Linked DNA regions of Homo sapiens: region 1 is linked to region 2. The links are chromatin contacts, found by Hi-C or POLR2A ChIA-PET in ENCODE. All regions are on one chromosome and are shown on one strand. Each heading gives the region's core, a stretch centred on a gene start or an enhancer-like site at or near the end of the contact. The rest is flanking DNA. Distances are from core to core; before and after follow the strand shown. Region 1 overlaps LOC107987346 (a long non-coding RNA gene). Region 2 has its middle 240 kb from the start of RPS4Y2.

Evidence for each region. Hi-C counts contacts between places; a loop is a spot of excess contacts on that map. ChIA-PET counts read pairs that join two places held with the same protein, here RNA polymerase II (POLR2A). Pooled maps may share reads with other maps.
Region 1: a pooled map shows a loop between it and region 2 (4-fold over the local background). The contact joins two enhancer-like sites. A Hi-C loop is called at or near these places in 6 of 37 single-sample maps with no recorded cell type and 6 of 50 pooled maps. POLR2A ChIA-PET finds 5 or more read pairs at or near these places in 2 of 52 experiments (CD4-positive, alpha-beta T cell and activated CD4-positive, alpha-beta T cell).

Annotation. Positions count from the first base shown.
Region 1 is chrY:21,238,484-21,243,021 of GRCh38, reverse strand. All of the region lies in intron 2 of LOC107987346 (a long non-coding RNA gene), which reads right to left. Among named protein-coding and RNA genes, the nearest start is that of PRORY, 210 kb to the left of the region's middle. Within about 2 kb of position 2,206, at least 3 of the 41 ENCODE cell types and tissues checked have a DNase peak (open chromatin) inside an H3K27ac peak, as active enhancers do.
Region 2 is chrY:20,988,960-20,993,355 of GRCh38, reverse strand. No RefSeq gene overlaps it. Among named protein-coding and RNA genes, the nearest start is that of RPS4Y2, 240 kb to the right of the region's middle. Within about 2 kb of position 2,040, at least 2 of the 41 ENCODE cell types and tissues checked have a DNase peak (open chromatin) inside an H3K27ac peak, as active enhancers do.

The sequences.
Region 1 (4,538 bases), core at 957-3,456, 250 kb before region 2:
CCACAAGCTGACTAGTCTATGCACGGCTGAAGCTTGAAGAGTCTTCCTCAGATGAGTAAATGTGGATAGAAGTATTAAGTTTAGTTGCTATCTTAGTAATATTACTTGTTCTGTTGCTATGCTATAATTTTTGCCAGTCCCTCCTCCCAGGAAAGGACCTTTTTTGTCCATACTTTGTGTAAACATACCACTCCTTATTTTTATTTTGCTACTACCACTGCCTATGGCAAAGAGAAAGCACCTGGAATGGTGCCCCCACTGCACTCATACCACAAAGTCTGGAAGAACTTTAACTAAAACTCTCCTATATCATACTCATTACATGTGTGCCAGGGCACATTTGGGTACCTGTGTACATGACCAAATAACATATTCAATTTATGACCCAGGAAATAACAAACCATATATATGTTATGACCCTAAGACTCCACTCACAGAATTCTAGTTTGAGTCTCATGCAAAAATAAAAGATGGGGATCTTTTGAATCAAAATAAGGGTTTTTCCCTTGGCATAGATGCCACATCCTTATATCTTAACCTCTGCCAACACACTTTCACGGTGTCCACTCACTTAATTATTATCTCTGACCCTGAAGGTTACCTTAGCAGTTGTCATACCACTGGATGTGCACCCTCCATTTGCTCTGCCAGATACCTAGTGATGATTGGATGCTGGAGCTGCTCAACATGGTTACACAACCCATTAGAGGAGGCTCTACTTACCAGAATGCTAGCCAAACCTCACTGTAATTGGAAAACATGTTCCTGTAGTACTGTGAATTTTACTATCTTAAAGCCAAATGAACTCATATGGACTACAGGATATCCCATAATGTTAGGAGTTGCTGATCAAAAGGCAGCCATGGAAATCTAGCTATTTATTATTAAGAAAACAAACAAAACAGCCAATACCTCAGTTCTAGTCTTCATGTCATTTTATAAATATTCCAACCAGAAGGTATCTGAGCCACCTCCTCCAACCAAAAACTTATTTGCCCAGCTAGCTGAAAACATAACTGGCAGTTTAGGAATTACTTCCTGTTATGTTTGTGGAGGAACAAATGTAGAAGACCAATGGCCATGGGAGGCAAAAGAATTAATGCCTCAAGATAATTTCACTCTTCCTAAATCCACCAATGAACCAATAGACTCAGCCAGTGTGTGGATACTGAATACCTCCATAATTTGAAGGTACTGTATCATCCATTGAGGAGAAGCATTTACAGATGTAGTAGGATAATTAACTTGCTTAGGGCAAAAATATTATAATAGAACTGAAGGAAAATTCCATGGAGGAGTACAAAAAATGATTCCTCCTTATCTAATTTTAACCCCTTTTCTCAGTTTCCCACCTCGCACCATTCTTGGTATCAGCTTGAGGATCCAAATTCTTGGCAAGTACCCTCTGGCCTCCATTGCATCTGTGGAACATAGGCATATCAGAAACTGCTGCCTAAGTGGTCAGGGGCCAATGTATTAAAAATAATTAGGCCTTTCTCTTTCTTAACCCCCCTAAAGCAGGGTGAGACTTCAGGGTATACAGTTTATGATGAGAATAAAAATGAACCAGGAGGTTATTTTATTTTGTTGTTAGTCTCAAAAATAGAACAAACTTCAAAAAGGATATAGATATATGATACTGGAAATGTAATGAATGGCCTCCTGAAAGAATTATTAAATACTATGGGCAAGCCACCTGGGCAGAAGATGGAATGTGGGGATATCATACCCTCATTTACATGATCAGCCATGTCATAAGGTTACAAGCTGTTCTTGAAATTATAACCAAGGAAACATCAAGGGCTTTAGGTTTGGTGGCCGTGCAAGCCACACAGAGGAGATAAACTATTTATCAAAATAGGTTGGTACTAGATTAACTCCTGGCCTCAGAAAGGACAGTATGTGGGAAGTTCAGTTTAACAAATGTCTGGAAATTGATGATAATGAACAACTTGTCATAAAGATTACTGCAAAGATGTGAAAGCTGGCTCATGTTCCAGTGCAAATCAGGAAAGGCTGGTCTCCAGACTCCTTCTTCGGAGGATGTTTTTCATCTTTTTGTGGATTTAAAACCATAACAGACTGCTTTGTAGTTATCTTAAGTGGGTGTCTAATACTCCCTTCTCTCCTGCCTCTTTTGATCAGAAGCATTCAGTCAAGTATAAAAGCAATTGTGACAAGGCAAACCACCACCCAAATGATGGCTTTAAGTAAACACTATCCTCTATCTAGAGAAGAAAGTGTGCCATCCCATTGAGAAATAGATGATAGTGGTGCTTTCTATTAAAAATTCATTCATAAAAAGCATCAAAGGGGGAAATGAAGTACAGAATTAAAGGAAAGTTAAAACTTGCATAAAAATTGTTGTTAGAGTTAGAATAAAATAGGCCTCAAGTAGCCCCCCACCACTGAAGTAGGAGTTAAGAAAGAATACTAACTGCTTCTCTGTGAAACGTTATCCATAATCTACCCTCTGCATATTTTGTAAGTTCTGTTAAGTTCCTGTTTTTCTGCTGAACAACTGAAAGGTCACAAGATAGATAAGCACTAGCTGCAAAACATGTTTTTCCAAAGATGTAAGACACGTCATAATGTGACTGACTGCTTTTTGTTCTCACTTCTGTAAGCCTGCTTCCTGCCTCGTGTACTGCCTGCCTTAAGATGCATAAAAGGCACTTGCCTTGTTTGTTTGGTGCTCACACTTTTTCTGGATGCTAGTCCACAGAGTTGGGGTACACCCTAAATAATAAATCCTTCTGTGACCCGATTGGTCTCTCTGGTTCTCTGATTTCCCACTACAAATGAACAAAACCTCCAAGAAATATGGGGCTATTGGAAAAGACCACACCTGTGATTGATTGGTGTATGGGAAAGTGTTGAGGAGAATGATAACAAGTTGAAAAACACACTTCAGTATACTATCCAGAAGAACTTCCCCAACCTAGCAAAAAAGGCCAACATTCAAATTCAGGAACTGGAACACCACTAAGATACTCCTCAAGAAGAGCAACCCCAAGACATATAATTGTCAGATCCACTAAGGTTGAAATGAAGGAAAAAGTGTTAAGGGCAGCCAGAGAGAAAGGTCGAGTTACCTATAAAGGGAAGGGACAGCCTGTACAACTATAAAGGGAAGGGAAGTTCTGTACAACTGTAAAGGGAAGCCTGTACAACTAACAGCAGATCTCTCAGCAGAAACCCTATAAGCCAGAGGAGAGTGGGGGCCAATATTCAACATTCTTAAAGAAAAGCATTTTCAACCCAGAATTTCATATCCAGCCAAACTAAGCTTCACAAGTGAAGGAGAAATAAAATCCTTTACAGACAAGCAAATGCTTACAGATTTTGTCACCACTATGCCTGCCTTTCAAGCGCTCCTGAAGGAAGCATTAAACATGGAAGGAAACAACCGGTACCATGCCAAATTGTAAAGACCGTTGATGCTGTGGAGAAACCACGTCAACTAATGTTCAAAATAAGGGATCATATGTTGAAAGGATCAAATTCAAACATAACAGTATTAATCTTAAATGTTAATGGGCAAAATTCTCCAATTGAAGGACAAAGACTGGCAAATTATATAGAGTCAAGACCCATCAGTGTGCTGTGTTCAGGAGACCGATCTCATGTGCAAAGACACACATGGGTTCAAAATAAAGGGATGGAGGAATATTTACCAAGCAAATCAAAAGAAAAAAAGGGGTTGCAATCACAGTCTCTGAGAAAAAAGACCTTAAAACACCAAAGATCAAAAAAGACAAAGAATGGCATTACATAATGGTAAAGAGATCAAGGCAATGAGAAATATTAACTATTCTAAATATACATGCACCTATTACAGGAGCACTCAGATTCATCAAATAAGTTCTTAGAAATCTACAAAAATACTGAAACTCCCACATAATAATAGTGGGAGACCTTAACACACCATTGTCAATATTACAGAGTTCAATGAAACAGAAAATTAACAAGAATACTTAACCCACGAACTCAGCTCTGGACAAAGCAGATCTAATAGACATCTACAGAGCTCTCTGTCCCAAATCAACATAATATACATTCTTCTCAGCACTACATAGCACTTATACTAAAATCGACCACATAATTGGAAGTAAAACACTCCTCAACAAACGCAGAAGAATTGAAAACATAACAAGCAGTCTCTCAGACCATAAAGCAATCAAATTAGAACTCAGGATTGAGAAACTCACTCAAAACCACCAACTACATGGAAACTGAACAACCTGTTCCTGAGTGACTACAGGGTAAATAAAATTAATGCAGAAATGAAGAAGTTCTCTGAAATCAATGAGAACAAAGAAACAATTTACCAGATTCTCTGGGACGCAACTAATGCAGTGTTAAGGGAGAAATTTATACCACTAACTGCCCATGTCAGAAAGCAAAAAAAGTCCAAAATTGACAACTTAGTATCATAATTAAAAGAATTAGAGAAGCAAGAGCAAACACATTCAAAAGCTACAAGAAGTAAGAAATAGGTAAAATCAAAGCAGGATTGAAGAAGGTAGAGACACAAA
Region 2 (4,396 bases), core at 791-3,290:
TCCATGTAAATTCCTTGGTTGAACTGTTTTACAAATCTGGGGGCCGCCATTTCAGGTATGGCTAGCCTCCTATTGGGGAATTTTTACCACTCTTCTTCAATGTAGTTCTTATTTTTCCAGGCAAACCAAGCCCTTTCATTTGGAGAGTAGCTTGGGATCTCTAGGAGAAGAATCTCCAGGAGGAGAGGCATAACTAAGGCTTCCTCTTTAGAAGGTAGAGTTGTCATTGCAGCCTGGTTTGCTTCTTTGACTGTCTTTCTATTTTCTTTAGCCTTTAGTGTTTTTGCTTTTTGGTACCTCTTGCAGTGCATCACTGACATCTGTATTGAGACCCCTACAGCATCTTAGAGCTATAGAATTTCTTCCTTGAACTTTATTTCTTTACTTCCAGCCATTAAAAATCTTTCTTTCTTTCTTTGTAAATAGCCTCATGAAGATGCAAAGTGGCAGAAGCATACTTGGAATCTGTGTAAATATTTGTCTTATGTTCTTGTTCTAGGATCTCTTGTCAGAGCCATTATTTCTGCTTTTGAAACAGAAATTTCTGTAAGCAAAGACTGCACTTTTACTACTGAGTCTAAAGTCACCACTGTGTACCCAGCTTGGCAGACTACCTTTAGTATGAAACTGCTTTTATCAGTAAAATGTTCAATATCTGGGTCCATTAGGGGCCGATCTGTTAAATCTCTCTGGCTTGAGAACACTTTATCTACCATGTCCAAACAGCAATGAAGGGGGCCTCCTGGCACTGACTTGATGAGGAGCAAGGTAGCCAGGTTTAGGGTGTTCACAGTCTCTAAAGTCAGTTTATTAGCTTCTTGTAACAGTAGGGCAGTGGCAGCTAGTGCTTAAAACAAGGAGGCCAACCAAGTGCCACAGAATCTAATTGCCTGGGTAGGCATGTCACTGGGTAATGCCATGACTTTATGGCTTGAGTTAGAATCTCTATGGCCTCCCTTTCACTTGTGGGCATACAAGAAAAGCTTAGTTAGATCTGGCAGTCCTAAAGCTGGGGACTGTGTCAAGGCTTTTTTGATTTCTTTAAAAGTCTTCTCCTGGTTGGTCTCCTAGAGGAGGGGCTCCTTTTTTCTTCCTCTTTGTTGCTTCATATAATGTTTTAACCATGAGCAAGAAATTTGGGATCTAAATATGGCAGAACCTTACTGACCTTAAGAACTCTCTTGATTGATGCCTGGAGATTAGAATAGGAAAGTGCACAAACAGCCTGCATTTGTTCACTACTAAGCCATCTTTCTTTTTGACTTGTATAAAAGCTTGAATACTGGACACTTTTAGAGTAGATTTGAGCTTTTTTCCTGACATTATATACCCTGCCTACCACAGCAGGTGCAGGGGGTCTTGGGTTTCTCCTGGGTGCAGTAGCCCTCAGCCGGTGGTGTTTTTATACCAGGGCCCAGACCATTCTTCTTATTCTTTTGAAATTTATTCTTCCTGTGTCCTTTCCTTTTGCACCATGCACATTAATTTTTCTTTAGCCTCAGCTAGCTTTTAAACCCCTGTCCAGACAGGCCTTGTTCATGACTGCATTCACGCCCACGTCCATGACTCCTGATCTCAGTTAACATACACCTTGGTAGCCACTTTAATAAGCTTAGTAGCATTCATGCCTATGGAGCTTCCAAGTTCTGAAATTTATGCCTGGTATCTCCCTGGGCCTGCCTTGCAAATGCTGTACTCACCATAAACTGATTTTCAGCGGACTTAGGGTTAAATGGAGAGTACAACTAAATGCCTCACACAGTATTTTATAAAACTGGTTGGTGCTTTTATCTGCCCCTGGAGCACCTCTGAGATTTTTTACATTGGTTGACTTTTTCTTTTATTATGTTTTATCCTTTGCAGAAATGTTTCTTGGCATCTTTGCAGGTGCTGAAGCTGGACTGCATCATTTGGGTCATAATGGGTGTCCTCTTGTCCTCTTAAGAGGCATAAGCATGACTTGGGCACGACAGGGACTAAGATTGCCTGCCTGCCTTTTCAAGCCTTTCATGTTAACTTCCTGGAGCTCTGATTTCTCCTTCTCAGGTGAGACTAGGAGTGTGTATCCATTTGAACTTAACTCCTTAGGGGCAGTTAGCCTTGGTGAAGGGAGGTAGATTGGAATGTAGGGAGGAGGGGTCTCTATTCCCTCCTTTGGTTCTTGCAAAACTGTTTTTTCTGCCTTTCCTGAGACTTTTCTTTTGTCTCTATACCTTCCAGGGCAGCTGATTTTTACTTTCACTTTGGCTAGGCAGTGCTATAAGTGTCTGTGACTTTCTCTTTCACAGCCAGTGCAGCTGATTTCTCTCTCAGCAAGAGAGAGCAGTGAGCATTCTACAATAAACTGCTAGGCAGGGCTGCATTCATTTAGATATGAGTCAATATAAAGACCAGGTCTGAATGCCCTGGCTGTCCTCTGACCTTAGTCACCACCTTACAACATGCAGCCAATTTCTCTGTAGTGCTTTTGGCCAGCCCTCTGACACTAAAAGAGGGCTATTCTAATTCAAAGTATGTCCTTAACTTTTGAACATCCAGTTTCATCCTACAATTACCTCTAAATCCTTTTTTAAAATTCTTTATCATGCACTCCAAAGGAGTTAGTTTCAATGCTTTCCCTCCCATTTCCTCCCTTGGGTTGCACTTTCACCCTCACTTTTACTCTTGGGTCCATAAGACTGGGTCCTATTATGGGAGTTTCAGATGCTCCTTAGCCAGGAACGTGTCTTCCTCTGTTACAGCCTGCTATGGCTGCAAAGCTGGTCCTATCAGCCCTATGCAATATCCAAGTCTGATTTCCCCTGCACTCACCTTGGAGCACAAAGCCCATGCTAAGGGACCTGTGTCTCCCCACATCTTTCCCCACATTGTCCTCTCCCAAGACCATCTCTTTCACACACTTTCACACACCTCCCATGCCCCAGGACTCCTCATTGGATGAAACAACTCTCTCTCATGTCTTGGGTGAGACTAGTTAGGTTCCCACATTTACATACATACACACACCACTCCTACCCGAGGACTCCTCATTGGATGAAACAACCCTCTCTCATGTCCTGGGTAGGTTCACATGCACCCACACACTCTCAGTTGAGGTGGCAAGCCACTCTTGCCACCCTGCCAGCAAGCTCTATCTTGCTGCTCTTGCCACTGTATTGGCACATTTTCTCCCTTTCATTTTGTTAATGGGGATATGAGGCTCATCCAAATTGTCAGGCCACTCCTGACACCCCCAGTCACTCTGGGTTGGCCAGTTCCCAAGAGGTGATCAAGCTCCCATTCATTCCTATGTGATGGGCTTTCCTGCCTTGGGCTCTTATGCCTTACCACAGTTACTGAAGTGCCGGTATCATCCTGCAGCCCCATCCCAGGTTTCATTGCACTGCTGGGCAGGCCACAAGGATGTTGGAAGAGCCAGTCTCTATTTGAGTGAAACTCCCTAACAGTGTGCTTTGGATGCCAGGTCTCCCTCAGCCCAATGGTCCTAGTCTTGCAGGCAAAGGAGACAGTAAATCTGTCACCTCCGATCTTGCATAAGCCCCCAGAAATGTTATGGGATTGAGAAGGAATCAGAGAGACTGATCGGGTTCAGGAGGATATTTATTATTTAAGTACACTGGCCCAGTAGAATAAACATCCAAAAGACTGAGCCCTGAACAGAGTTAAGATACCTTTTAAGCACTTTGTGGGGCTGGGGGCAGGGGGAGATCTGTGGAGGGGGAATCATATTACAAAAGCCAGAAACAAATACAGTTATTTAATTAATTGAGACATGCATTACGTAATTTCTTACTTTTCAAGAAAAAAACACGTTTTATGACTTGAGTTTATCTGTCTAGTGACCTTGCAGCTGCACAGCTAGAGACATAGGATCTTCAGCATGCCTGGGAAAAGAGGAGAAATAAGGCACACTAGCCACAGAAAATCAGGCACTTAATTTTTAAATGACTCCAGCTCTTTTTCTTTCTTAGGGGGAATTTGGTTTTCTTACACACAACTGAGTTTCTGCTTACACATTCTTTAATTTCTTTTAATTCCTGTTCCAAGGGAAGATTTTTACATATCTGTGGTTCGGTGCCCAGGTGATGTGACTGTCACGACAATTCCCTCCAAACACAGAGGTGAATTGTGACATATACCTCTGTGCAGCTCACAAATGTAATGATGACTCCCATCCCTCCGAACAGCCAGTAGGAGAGATACTGTCTCATAACTGGGCTTAAGGAAATAAGTAAGATTCTAGGTTTCCTATTTGCATGGAGGTTATAGAGCATTACCATTTTTTACTACAATATGATATATGCTTAATATCACATTAAGCCATAAGATGTTACAGAAATTATGTTTTTCTTTTGAACACCCCACCAACCATTAGAATAGTTACATTCACACACTG